Regions from separate parts of the Homo sapiens genome. Here region 2 is linked to region 1. The links are chromatin loops, found by intact Hi-C in ENCODE. Cell type or tissue: PC-9. All regions are shown on one strand. Links, peaks and the distances in the headings refer to the core of each region. The heading gives the core; the rest is flanking DNA.

Region 1 (8,000 bases), core at 1,690-5,689:
AGAAAGATCCTTTTAGCTCTGAATCGGGTGACGTCTGGGGGGTTGGGTGGTCAAGATCTTTGCAGGATTGTGGATTTGGGGAGAGATTCTGGGAAGGACAAGAAAAATAACATCCCAGAAATGCATCAGATGTGTGAATCAAAAAGCACCTCAAAGACCAAGAGAAGAAGCCTCTGCTTTTACAGATGAAAAGACCAAGACTGAGAGAGGAGCCATGACTCACCAAGTCAACTTCAAAACAATGGCAGAGCCTAGACCTTGTCTCCGGACTCCTAGTCCAGTGCTCTCTTGGCCCTGGACCATTCATGTGCCCTTCCTCTACCATGACAAAGCTCTCAGTGGTCTGCCTGAGCCCTGGCTATGCCTCCTGTCTCATCCTCTACAGCTCCCCATATGCACAACCAAACCACAATCGTTCATGAACTTAGACTACTCCATGCCTCTCTGCCTTTGCCTATATTGTGCCCTCTGCCTAGGATGCCTTCTCCTCCCTCCCTCCACCTCTGGACATCTGCCTGGAAAACTCCCCCAAGCAGGGATGACATCCTCCTCCTCCGGCCCTCCAGGGCCCCCACTACATAATAAGTGTTCATCTATATCCCCTAAAAGATGGAAAGCTTCAGCCAGATGCAGTGGCTCACACATGTAATGAGCCACTTTGGGAGGCTCAGGTGGGAGGATCGCTTGAGCCCAGGAGTTCAAGACCAGCTGGGCAACACAGTGAGACCCCATCTCTACAAAAAATGAAGAAATTAGCTGGCCATGGTGGTGCATGCCTGTAATACCAGCTACTTGGGAGGGTGAGGCAGGAGGATCATTTGAACCTGGGAGTTTGAAGCTGAAGTGAGCTATGATCGTGCCACCTCACTCTAGTCTGGGTGATAGAGGCGACAGAGTGAGACCATGTCTTTTTTAAAAAACAAACAAACAAAAAAAAGACGGGCAGCTTCTTGAAGGCAGAGATAAGTCCTATTCATTCAGTTTCCCTGGGATGTTAACATGGGGCCTGACAAACAGTTAAATGTATAATACAGACTTGTTTAAGGCCAGATGGTTGGAAGGAGAGGGAGAGAAGAAATGCAGGAAGGGAAAGGAACAAGAAAGTTTGGCTCGGGATTTATTTCCAGAATGTGCTTAACCAAGGCCACCGAAATAATATTTTGATGTAGAAGTGCTAGCTTGGGGACATCTTACTGGATATTTGAGCAACAATGAAATTAGAAACATTAAAGAGAGAGAAACCTTCTCAGGAGGATAAAGAGTGATAATGATGGCAGATTGGTAGATTCTAAACCACCACCCCCACCGCACCCACACACAGGCCTCGTCAAGAAGCCTGGGCTGTTGACCCCAAGGTCCTTCCCTAAGAAGTGTCCTCAGGAAGACACTTGAAAGTGTCAATTATAAATAAAAATAATTAATTTAAAAAAGAAGGCACTTAAACTTGCCACAGACATTGCCCAAAATGGGTCCCCCGTGTGGAAGTGACAAGAGGCAGCTGGGGCTGCAGTTGGTGTGATGATGAGGTTTCTGCAGCCTCCATGGTGACGTCACCACTGGTAACTACAGAAACAACGTCGAACTTCAGGTGTCAGCCTGGCTTAGCCATCTTTGCTGTCTAATGTCAACAGTCAGGTTAGGGGGAGCTGTCTAAATCATAGGAGGAGGTTGGTGAATGTAAAACATCATCACTTCCTCTTCCTCTCCCCTTCCTCCCTCATTTCAACTCCAAACAGGATCTATTGATTTCATCTTCAGGCATTATTCTAAGAGGCAGTGTAGTACTGCAGATAAAAAGTATGGACTTAGAAGCCAGACTTTCAGGGTTCAGCACTGTGGTTCACAAGCTGTGTGACCCTTGGGTGAGTCTCTTAGCTTCTCTGTGCCTCAGGGTTGCTGGGGGGATTAATGGGTTGATTTGCCTAAATGCTGGATTAAGGGATATCTGCTATTCTTACCTCCTCTGCTAAGAGCACCTTGACTTGCACTGCCCTCCCTGGCTCTTAATGTGGATTGGGTGGCACGGGACCCACCCACCAGCTCAGGGACTTAGTTAGGCACAGCCCCTACAACTGGCCAATCAGCTGAGTCCATTCCTCCGGCTACAATGATTGGTCAGAATCAAGCCCTTGACTGAAACCAACCAGTCACAGCTAATGAGATTAATCATCAATGAATATTAGCTAGTGTTACTGCTCCATTATTGTGGCAAATGTTAACTCCATCCCCCACCCACAGCCGGGTCTTGGTAGGGAGAGGGTGAAATGATGGACTAGGAGAGATTTGGGTTCCTTGGACAGATCTTGCCTTTTCCAGCAAGGTTGGGTTACATGCCCTCTCTCTCTCAGCTCCTGGAATTCCCCCTTGGCTTGCTACTGTTCTGAGATGAAGTAAACTGGGTGATTCTAAGAATGGGCCTTGAGTCTGGCAAACCCATCTGTTTCTTCCTAGCTATGGGCCCCTGGCCCTCACCTCCCGCTTCTCAGTTTCTTCACCTGGAAAATGAAGATGACTAAGGAACCTGGGCCTTGGAAGGTTCTGGGAATTCAGTGGAGTCAGGTATGCCCGGGGCTGGCACAAAGGTGGGGCTCCAGAAGAGATGCTAGCTGTGAATAACATGCCCGTCACTGCCTTCTGTTGTAACTGGCTGTGAAACGTCTGTCTTCTGCCAGACTAGGCTTCTAAGGTAGGGATGGGTTTGCTCATCATTGTGTCCGTAGCATACTGTGCAAGGCTAGACATGGAGTGGGAAGGAATGAATGAACGAACAGCAGGAGGGAGGGCAGAGGAAGGGAGAGACAAAGAGAAAAACCACAAGTCTCTCTCTTTTTTTTTTTTTTCTTGAGACGGAGTCTCACTCTGTCTCGCCCAGGCTGGAGTGCAATGGTGCGGATCTTGGCGCTCTGCATCCTCTGTCTCCCAGGTTCAAGTGATTCTCCTGTCTCACCCTCCTGAGTAGCTGGGACTACAGACGTGTGCCACCACACCCGGCTAATTTTTTATTTTTAGTAGAGACAGGGTTTCACCATGTTGGCCAGGCTGGTCTGAAACTCGTGACCTCAGGTGATCCACCCACCTTGGCCTCCCAAAGTGCTGGGATTACAAGCATGAGCCACTGTGCCCAGCTGAAAAACCACAAGTCTCCTGATGATGCTGGAAAGCCCAGCTACTCCAGCATCAAAGAGTGTTCAAAATGGGAGACTCAAGACCAGCTTGAAGCCCTTCACTCTGCAGAGATGGAGCCCAGAGAGGCCACGTGACTTCCCCAGGGACACACAGCAGGGTGTGATGGGACAGGCTCCAGAAAAGAGTGCTTCCTTCAGCTCCCTTGCAGCCTGTCTCTAACTCCCAGGCATTGGGGCCTGCTTTACCTGCCCAGCCCTCTCCCCCCTCCTCTTCACCTGGGGCCAGTCCCAACACGGGGTGCCTCTTCCTGTCTGCAGACAACACCAACCCCCAAGCCAGGTGCTCCCTCAGGTATCTCTTCCCTAAGTGGGCTGGGCTCCTCCGATGGAAAATATCCTCAGGGCTTCAGGCTGGAAGGAGTGAGATGACTCAGGGCCAGGTGGGAGAAGCTCAGGGAGAAGGAGGCTGGGGGCGCAGATGGAGGGAGTTCTTTGTAAATGAGTCAGAAAAAGAAGCCTCTCTCCGGATAATACCAAGAATCTATTGGCCCGAACTCAAGTATGCAGGACATGAATGTTAGTTTCCTGTAACTGAACTTGCAGCACCGTAGCCTCACTAGCTAAGTTCTGATCCCACCTGCCGTTCACCTGGCCTCTTAGAGCGACTGTGACACGCAGCCTCCTTCTGTGCCTTCCTCTGCCTGCCCCTCCTGGGAAGTCTGTCTCTGGTTCAGAGGTGGGAGAGGGGTCTCTCATCCCCGGTTCTTCCCCGCCTGTTGTTTATATCCAAGCTTCTGCTTTTTGAAGTTGATTATTCCCTCCTCGAGGTGATAAATGCAAACTACTTCCCGCCCTGATGGGGGGAAGGACAGGGGTTATATAGGAAGGAACAACTTTGCTTCATGTTTCAAGGATTCTTCAAGGAGAATTCCCTTCCTGATTGGGGTGTGGGTTGCCCCAAAGCACATCCTGCAAAAAGAACTGCAGTGTGTGGGGAGGTGAGAGGGTGAGGGAGTGAAGCCCGGAAGGGAAGCTTCATTAGCAAGCAAGGTTCCAATGTGGGCAGCTGGGGCACCTGAGTCCAGGGCCTCATATGACTATGTCCCAGTTCCTGGGGTTGAATTGAATGCCAGGAACCCCTTTCTCCTTGACCTGTTCCTCAAAGGGCTTCATCTGCCTCTCTGTGCCCTCTCTCGCCTGCGAGCAGGAATGAGTTTTAAACTCACAAGCGGCCCGGCACAGCAGCTCACACCTGTAATCCTGGCACTTTAGGAGGTGGAGGTGGGCCAATCACGAGGTCAGGAGATCAAAACCATCCTGGCTAACACAGTGAAACCCTGTCTCTCCTCTGGGAGCCAACATGGGACATGGCTGGGAGTTGTCTCACCCAAGGATCAAAGGAGCTGGGGTGTTTATCCTGCAGCCCCCGTAGGCTCTGCCATGGGCTGAGGGGTACTGCCCGGGGCATTAACTCCCTGGCACTTCATTGTGTTGGAAGCCATGGAGTGGGCCCACATGGGGATGGTGAGAGCCCAGGAGGAATGGGTGGGCACCAACAGCCTCTGCTACATTCACATGTGTAATATGGGGGTACAAATATTCTCATTTGCATATGGGGGTAGTTCATATGCTCATGTATGCTAGCAGCATGACCTGCACACACCAGTGCTACCCCCATCTTACAAATGAGGCAGTTGAGGCCTCGCTTACGTAAGTGCCTCACTGATAAAGGCAGAGAGGGTCAGAGATCCAGGTCTTTGGCATCTATATCTAAGAGAACCTGCTCTGTGTGATCTCAGGCCCAGAGTCCAAACCCTCGCCTGCCTCCTCTCGGCTTTATTTTTCTGGGCTGTAGATTTCACTTCCTTTTAGCCTCATTGTTTTCCTCCGCAAAGTGGGGACAGGATCGTCCCCCCTCGCAAGGCTGATGCGAAGATACAAGATAATGCGTGCACACGTGTTGTGGACCGGGCCTAGCACACTTTATGTGCTCCATAATCATTCCCCTCCCACCCTCTTCTCGGCCTCATTCTGCCACCAAGTCCCTCTGGGACTTTGGGCCAGTCCTCTGTTCAATTCAGTGAACATTTTCAGAGCCTCTGAATGTTCCATGGTTGTGGCTGCATGTGAGTCAGGCTGGCCACATCCAAGTCAGCAGTGAATCACCTGAGACGGGAGGTGGGGCGAGGCCCCATGGCGTTGTCCCGTGGGAAGGTCAGAGACAGCAGACAGAAGCAGGGACGACAGACACAGTCCGGAGGGCTGTAAGCTAGGGGTGGTGGGATCAGGTTTCTGAAACTTCCTCCACTGCCGTGTGGATGCAAGGCAGAAGCTGGCCCAGGAGGGTCACTTAGAAGGCCACCTCTTAAAACAGAGATGAGCAAAGACAACGGCTGACCTGGGGCAGGGGAATTAGGGGTGGGGGAAGGGGAGAGGAGATGCTGCCTGGGCTGGGGGCTGTCTTTCATGAGGCAGCCAGAGGAGCCAAGGATGGCCTCTGAATGGGAGGCTGGGGCTGAGTCCAGCCATCCCAGGACCTCCGGTGTGTGACTCCTGGACATACCAGTCTTTGCCATCCTAGCCCAGGCTGTCCCCACATCCAAAGCTCCCCCTGTGGTCCCACCCCTGCTGCCCTTCAGAGCTGCGACCATGGCCCTCAGGCCTGTCCACCGCCCTCGGCAACATCATGGCTAACCTGGGCTCCACACATTTCTTCCATCAGCAGACAGTGCCCCTCCGGGGGAAGCTCTGAGACCCAGCACCTATCGGGAAAAACTCAAAGGTCCAGGCGCTGAATCTAAGCCAGGTAAAAATATAGATAAAGAGTGCTGGGAAGGAGCTTTTTTGAAAACACACCCACCCAGCCCCTGGGGTTGAATTCAATGCCAGGAGCCACTTTCTCCTTGACCTGATCCTCAAAGGGCTTCATCTGCCTCTCTGTGCCCTCTCTTGCCTGTGGGCAGGGATGAGTTTTAAACTCACAAGCAGCCGGGCACGGTCTCTCATGCCTGTAATCCCAGCACTTTGGGAGGCCGAGGCGGGTGGATCACGAGGTCAGGAGATCAAGACCATCCTCGCTAACACAGTGAAACCCCATCTCTACTAAAAATACAAAAAAAAAAAAAAATCAGCCGGGCGTGGTGGCACATGCCTGTAATCCCAGCTACTCGAAAGGCTGAGGCAGGAGAATCACTTGAACCCAGGAGGTGGAGGTTGCAGTGAGCCGAGATCGCACCACTGCAGTCCAGCCTGGGCAACAGAGTGAGACTCCATCTCATTCAGATCAACAGGGGATGGTTGGAGTGTCCCAAGTCGGAATGTGGCTCCAGCAAAGAAGAAGACAACACTTGAGAGGTGGCTTCAAAATACACAACACAATGGCAGCATTCAAAGCAACAGTCACTGTTTTTTTGGTGTTGGGCCATTTTGGTTTGGTTTGGTTCAGTTCGGTTCGGTTTGGTTCAGATTGGTTTGGTTTGGTTTGGTTTGGATTGGTTTGGTTTGGTTTGGTTTGGTTTGGTTTGGTTTGGTTTGGTTTGGATTGGTTTGGTTTGGTGTGGTTTGGTTTGGTTTGGATTGGTTTGGTTTGGATGGGTTTGGTTTGGTTTGGTTTGGTTTGGATTGGTTTGGTTTGGATTGGTTTGGTTTGGTTTGGTTTGGATTGGTTTGGTTTGGTTTGGGTTGGTTTGGTTTGGTTTGGTTTGGTTTGCATTGGTTTGGTTTGGTTTGGATTGGTTTGGTTTGGTTTGGTTTGGTTTGGTTTGGTTTGGTTTGGTTTGGTTTGGATTGGTTTGGTTTGGTTTGGTTTGGTTTGGATTGGTTTGGTTTGGATTGGTTTGGATGGGAAATTTTTTTTTTTTTTTTTTTTTGCAGCTGTATCAGGGGGTCCAGAAAGGAAGGCAATGGGGATTCCTCTACTTGGGGAACTCTGCCTAGAGGGTGGGTAGATTTTCCAGGGATAGGATGGTCCCAGCCCCTGACAGATGCCAAGTTGAAGACAAGGGCACTGCTCGGAGGCCAGGTGTCTCCCTGACTGGGGAGGTCCTCCTGACTTGAGTCCAGGGCCTCATATGACTATGTCTAAGCACCTGTGACACACCTGGAGCAACACCCAGGAAGGCAGAGGGGAGGGCGAGAACCTGGTATTGACTGCCAAGTGCATGGCACAATGGACCAGGAGGAGGACGGTGGGGAGGAGGAGAGGGAGGAAGAAGGAAGAAGAAAACAGCAGGGAGGCAAACTGAGGCCCAAGGCCGTAAGGTGACAGCCAGGAATTTAGGTTCCCTAATTCTCAGCCTTTTATCCTCATTGCTTCTTTAGACTTTGGGTGGAACGTACGGGAAAAGATAATTGATGCTGCTGAAATAAAGTCAATAAAATTCTCTCTCTCTCCCTCTCCCTCCCCCCATCATTTAATGAGCACTTACTACATGTCAGGCACACTGACCCCCTCCACCTCTTTCAAGCCTCACCATTATTGTGTGAAGCAGTGGTCACAAGCCCCCGTTTCCAGGTGAGGAGCTGAGGCTGAGTGTGTTTCAGGCGCTTAACCAGAGGCCCACACCAAGCAGGTGGCCGAGCCATCCTTGCGGAGTCCCCCCGACTCCCTCCTTGCAGGAACTACTGAACTCCCCTGGCAGCAGCGGTACTGGGAGTCTGTCTGCCCCCCAGGAGACAGGCACAGGGGCTGGGCCCACAGAGAAATGGGGCCTGACTCCCCAGCCCCCTGTCACCATCCTGACGTTTCTCTATCTCCTCCCTCTCTTCCTAACCTCCTTTTTCCTTTCTCGTTCCGCTTATACTCTTCTGGTCTTGGCTCTGCCAGGAGCCTCTTCTTAAGTTTTTATTTTTAAATAACAGCTTTTTAAAAGCTTT
Region 2 (6,000 bases), core at 2,001-6,000, 190 kb after region 1:
GCACTGGCCCTTCACGATTATTCCACGGAGAGTCCATTTTATGGCTTTGGAAACTGAGGCCCCCAAGATGCTCAGAGATGTTCGACTCCATCACTCCATATTTACTGAGCTCTTTTTCTGGAGATCAGTGAGGTTGAGACACAACAGAGTGTTTATTTTCTTTCTTTCTTTCTTTCTTTTTTTTTGAGATGGAGTTTCGCTCTTGTCGCCCAAGCTGGAGTGCAATGGCTCGATCTCTGCTCATTGCAACCTCCAGCTCCTGGGTTCAAGCAATTCTCCTGCCTCAGCCTCCCAAGTAGCTGGGATTACAAGCGTCCGCCACCACGCCCAGCTAAGTTTTGTATTTTTAGTACAGATGGGGTTTCACCACGTTGGCCAGGCTGGTCTCCAACTCTCGATCTCAGGTGATCTGCCCCCCTGGTCCTCCCAAAGTGCTGGAATTACGGGCATGAGCCATCGCGGCCGGCCGAGTCCTTATTTTCAAGGTCGTACAGGGAAGGGCATCAGGATAGTCCAGGCTGCCTTAGCCTCCAGCCAGGATAAAGGGGAGTTTGGGGATGAACAGAATCCAGCTGCTCCATCCCCCACCCCACCTCCCACCCCAGGTGTGGACAGGAACCATCACATTTCCACATTTCCTTCTTTGTCTCTACCTCTGCCCAACCTCCCCCACATCAGTACCCAGCCAGCCAAGGGACAGGCAGGCCACCTCCTCGATCCGGACATGCCCCATGGAGACGGTTACACTTCCGGGTGTAGTCACTGTCCAGCCATATCTCCTGGGCCCTTCAAATGGGTTTGCTGGTGATTTAAGGTGTATTCGTGTTCTATCAATACATGAAGTTCTCAGGTCCACATTTCAGCGAAAAATAGTCCTGAGCATCTGGAAGGCAAAAAAAAAAAAAAAATATATATATATATATATATATATATATATATATATATATATATATATATCATCGCTAAACCGCAATCTCTTGTCGTATTGGATTCTGTGACTTACAATTCTCTCCTCTTCGCTGCACTTGAATATTAAATGTTGTATTAATAGCTCACTCTTAATTATCTGTGAGTAATGTACTACGACCTGGAAATTAATGAAGGGAAGGGCCCAATCGAGAATATTTCCCACTCCTCTGAGTGCCGCGGGGCTGATGGGAGGGGAGAGATTTGCATATGATTTGCATGAGAAGCTGCGGGCAGAAAGAAGATGTATGAGCTCAAATGTGGGGGCTTACTGTGGACCCAGCCACTTTCCAGCACTTTCCAAAGCGAGAATTCCCTTCCACTTCTCACTCCTAGCTCCCAGCATTTGTCCACACTGATCCTTCTGCCAGGAATGCCCTTCCCGGCTTCCTGTGTGTGGGAGAAGCAAGATCATGACAACTACTACTTACAAAGGAGATATATATATATATATATATTTTTTTTTTTGAGACAGGGCCTGGCTCTGTTGCCCAGGCTGGGGTACACTGGTACAATCTCGGCTCACTGCAACCTCTCCCTCCTGGGCTCCAGCGATCCTCCCACCTCAGCCTCACCAGTAGCTGGAACTATAAGCATATGCCAACACGCCAGCTAATTTTTGAATTTTTTGTAGAGATAGAGTTTCACCATGTTGCCCAGGCTGGTCTCGAACTCCTGAGCTCAAATGATCCACCTGCCTCAGCCTCCCAAAGTGCTGGGATTACAGGCGTGAGCCACTGCACCCAGCCATGAAAGACAAGTTAACACAGACACATATACAATTGTGTTCACATACTTAACGCATACATATAAATACAAGTGCACATGCAGATGCACACATATTATATATTCACTATTTTTAAAAAACCTGTATTAGAAAAGCCTGTCAATTCCTCAAAGAGTTAAACATAGAATTCCTATTTGGCCCAGACATGCCCCTCCTAGGGTCATGCCCGAGAAAATGAAAACGTGAACACACAAATGCTTGCACATGAATGTTCATAGCAGCATTATTCAGAAAGTGAATGGATAAGCGAGATGTGGTATATCTATCATAATTGAATATTATTCAGCCATAAAAAGAAATGAGGCATTGACACATGCCACAAATTGGATGAACCTGGAAGACATTGTGCTAAGAAGCCAGATGCCGCCAGGCATGGAGGTTCCCACCTATAATCCCAGCACTTTGGGAGGCCAAGGCGGGATCACTTGAGCCCAAGAGTTCAAGACCAGCCTGGACAACATGGCAAAACCTCATCTCTACAAATCATACCAAAAAAATGATCTGGGTGTGGTGGCACACACCTGTAGTCCCAGCAACCCAGGAGGCTGAGGTGGGAGAATGATCTGAGCCAGGGAAGTCGAGGCTGCAGTGAGCTATGATCGTCCCACTGCACTCCAGTCTGAGTGACAGAGTAATACCCTGTCTCAAAAAAAAGAAGCCGGACACAAATGGTCTCATATTGTATGATTCCATTTATCTGAAATATCCAGAATAGGAAAATCTGTAGAGACAGAAAGTATTAATGGATTAATGATTGTCAGGGGGTAGGGGGTGATAGCTAACATTATAGGATTTCTTTTGGGGGTGATGACAATGTTTTGGTATTTGACAGTAGTGATGGTTACACAACTCTTGACTATACTAAAAACCATTAAGGCCGGGCATGGTGGCTCACGCCTGTAATCCCAAGACTTTGGGAGGCCAAGGCCGGTAGATCACCTGAGGTCAGGAGTTCGAGACCAGCCTGACCAACATGGTGAAACCCCATCTCTACTAAAAATACAAAAAATTAGCCGGGCGTGGTGGCACGAACCTGTAATCCCAGCTACTCGGGAGACTGAGGCAGGAGAATCACTTGAACCTTGGGGGCAGAGGCTGCAGTGAACCGAGATCACACCACTGCACTCCAGCATGGGTGACAGAGTGAGACTCCGTCTCAAAAAAAAAAAAAAAAAAACCATTGAATTGTACTTCAAATGGGTGAATTGTATGGTATGTAAATTGTATCTCAATAACGCAATTACAAAAAAATATATACACTGTCCACCCAGGACTTGGTATATGCTGTTCCCACTGGCTGGAACACCCTTCCCCCACCTTTCTTCCTCTCACCTAGTGTTGGGCATCCCCAAGGGCTGAGAGGTACAGCCTAGGGTGGAGCAGGAGGGACCTGCAGAGATGTGTCCTACACTGCACCCATGATGGGCTGTGTGACCCTCAGCAGGTGACTTCGTGTCCCTGAGCGTTGGTTGAGTCTGAGCCTGGGGGGGCCGGTGTGATATGCCAGAGCTGATAAGAGGTGCTTAGTTCAGGCTCTGGCCTGACCTGGATGCCCAGTGAGTTGTGGTCATTGGGCCCCTCACATGGCATGACACTGAAGTCACAGGGAAGCTGAGCAAAGCAGAACACAGCCAGCCTTGCTTTGGCAGATGCCTGGAACGGGAGTGGGATGTCACTGGGAGCGTGCAGGGCAGGCAGGCCCCAGCCAGGCCGGGGAAGGGATTTGCTGTTCCCATCTCCCTGCAGTGAGGGCAGGCGCTCCCTGACCCCCATCCACTATCTCCCTGATGCAAGGAGGCCTTGGCCTGTGGCCCAGCCAATGGACCCACCCACTGCGCTCTCCCTGGGAGAGATGCCAGAGGGCTGGAGGGAGGGCAGGGTCCCATCAGAACCATGTGCCAGGGGCTGGACTTGCAGAGCCTCGGCAGAACTCCAGCCTCAGCCCCACGGCAGCCAGTGGCCTTTTAGGACATGAATCCAGTCACGTCTCCCCCTTGCTTAAAACCCTCTGCTCACCTTTTACCATGGCCTTCAGGACCCTGTGTGTCCTGGCCCTGCCCAGCAATCTGACCCCGTCTCCTCTCACTCTTTGCCTTGCTCACACCAAGCCAGCCTCCAGGCCTTCACCCTGGGCATTTCCTCCAGCCTTCCTGCCGCTCCTCATTCCTCAGGCCCCAGCTCAGAGGTCACCTCTCAGAGAAACATCTCCCACCTGCTTTGGAGCCTGCTTTGCTCTTTTTTCTTTTTCTTTTTAGAGATGGGATCTTGCTCTGCTGCACAAGCTGGAGTGCAGTGGCGAGGTGATAGCTCACTGCAGCCTTGACCTCCTGGGCTCAAGCAATCCTCTCTCCTCAACCTCCTGAGTGGCTGAGACTACAGGCTTGTGCCACCACTCCTGGCTATTTTTTATTTATTTATTTTGTTTGTAGAGGTAAGGTCTCACCATGTTGCCCAGGCTGGTCTCAAACTCCTAGCCTCAAATCGATCCTCCCACCTCAGCCTTCCAAAGTGCTGGGATTACCACTACACTCTTCTCTGCCTCAATTCTGTCTTCATGTACAGATAGCACCCAACCACGATTGTCCAATAAGTGCACAAGGCAGGCAGCACAGGTCCCGGCCCCAGGCCTGCCCCTGGTTCACTGAGAGACCCTGAACAGATCGCACCTCCTCTCCACATGACAGACCAGACCTTTGTGAAGTGTGAAGAAGCGGAGGAATCTCCTGTTTGACTCAAATTGTAGGTGGCCCCCAACACCTAAAGCAGCTAGAGCTGCCAAATGTCAACCCTGATTGTTCTGCTGGTGGAAAGGTGAAAGGTGGGGCAGGGGCAGCGTTCTGCTCCATCATATTTTTATCACTCTTCCCGTTTTCCCCAGTGACTAATTCTTTGTTCATCAGAGTGAAAAGATTGTTTGAAAAAAAAAATGCTAAATCTCAACTGAGAATGTAAGGTGAGATCGTTTCTCAGGGTTCCTCCAGGTCTGGAAAATGCAAAGGGGAACTTCAGCAGAAGAGGGCAGGAGGGGCTCTTGTTTTTTTGCAAACCAAGAAGGAAACACGAGTGGGGGAATTTGAGAGAGTGCAGTGGGCTGGTGGGGAGACACCAGCAGTTGTTCCCATACCGTTGCTCATTTATTTATTTATTTTTAATTTAATTTTTTTTTTTTTTGAGATGGAGTCTCATTCTGTCGCCCAGGCTGGAGGGCAGTGACACCATCTTGGCTCACTGCAACCTTCGGCTCCTGGGTTCAAGCAATTATTCTGCCTCAGCCTCCCGAGTAGCTGGGATTACAGGCACGTGCCACCATGCTCAGCTAATTTTTGTATTTTTAGTAGAGACGGGGTTTCACCATGTTGGCCAGGGTGGTCTCGAGCTCCTGACCTCAAGTGATCCACCTGCCTCGGCCTCCCAAAGTGCTGGGATTACAGGCGTGAGCCACCACGCCCAGCAGGCACTATTTCTCATTTCTCCAGATCCCTCCTCATCTTGGCCACTGGCTTCTGATTTCATTCATTCATTCACTCACTTAACTCATGTTCCTTGAGCTCCTACTTTTGGAGCTTTGCAGGGTTCTGGGGATCCAGCCAAGCACACAGCAGACACGTCCTGTCCCTTGTGGAGCTGAGGGTCTGTAGTCAGTGCCCCCAGGGGTCAAGGTCTCTCTGAGTGTGATGTACTACTGGCCCCACATGGACCGTGACAGTCACTCTCCTCGGTTCCCACTCTGCACCACTATTCACGCAGCCTCCTATGATGGTCATCGTCCCATAAAATCAGGCCCATTAGAATCCTCAAATCTATCCAGGAGCTCCTGTCTGCCCAGGGCCCCATCTTGGATGACACCATTACATCTTGAGGGTGGTTACTGATCTTCCGTCTTTCTTTTGTTAAAAATTAACTTCAGGGTTTTTTTTCTAATTTTATCAAGACAGTAAATGCATATTGTAGACAATCTGGCAATGTAGGTATTTGCCTATATTACTAGCTGTGGAACATCAGGCAAGGTGCTTCTCAAACCCTTAATGTCGTCATCTGTGAAATGGGGACAGTCCTAGTACTCACATCACAGATTCATTGTAAGGAGTAAAAGAGACTCCAAATGTATGCATCTGGCACAGAAGAAGCTTAAAATAAATGCACTAAGATGAAGACCAAAAAGAGACTTGTAGCCCAACATCAGGGACAAACCCAGACAACATCTTATAATAGATTACTCTCTTCCAGATATTTTTTTTCTGCACAGA

What was found. A loop is a pair of places that touch in the nucleus more often than their neighbours do. Peaks named below come from ENCODE experiments on the same cell type or tissue, not always from the same donor. Only the 100,000 strongest peaks of a DNase experiment are listed, where the experiment ranks them.
Region 2: a loop joins it to region 1, with 19 times the contacts of the local background. A loop is called at or near these places in 1 of 110 quality-filtered maps.

What each region holds. Positions count from the first base shown.
Region 1 is chr22:27,471,616-27,479,615 of GRCh38, forward strand. No RefSeq gene overlaps it. Among named protein-coding and RNA genes, the nearest start is that of LINC02554, 160 kb to the left of the region's middle. RefSeq lists enhancers at 2,798-3,519, 2,935-4,134, 3,520-4,242. In PC-9, for the core only: no CTCF peak of the experiment used is centred there; DNase peaks (open chromatin) are centred at 2,096, 2,596, 3,556, 5,296 and 1 weaker place; H3K4me3 peaks cover 3,193 bases; H3K27ac peaks cover 4,000 bases.
Region 2 is chr22:27,659,367-27,665,366 of GRCh38, forward strand. No RefSeq gene overlaps it. Among named protein-coding and RNA genes, the nearest start is that of CPMER, 53 kb to the right of the region's middle. In PC-9, for the core only: no CTCF peak of the experiment used is centred there; DNase peaks (open chromatin) are centred at 3,885 and 4,615; H3K27ac peaks cover 3,372 bases.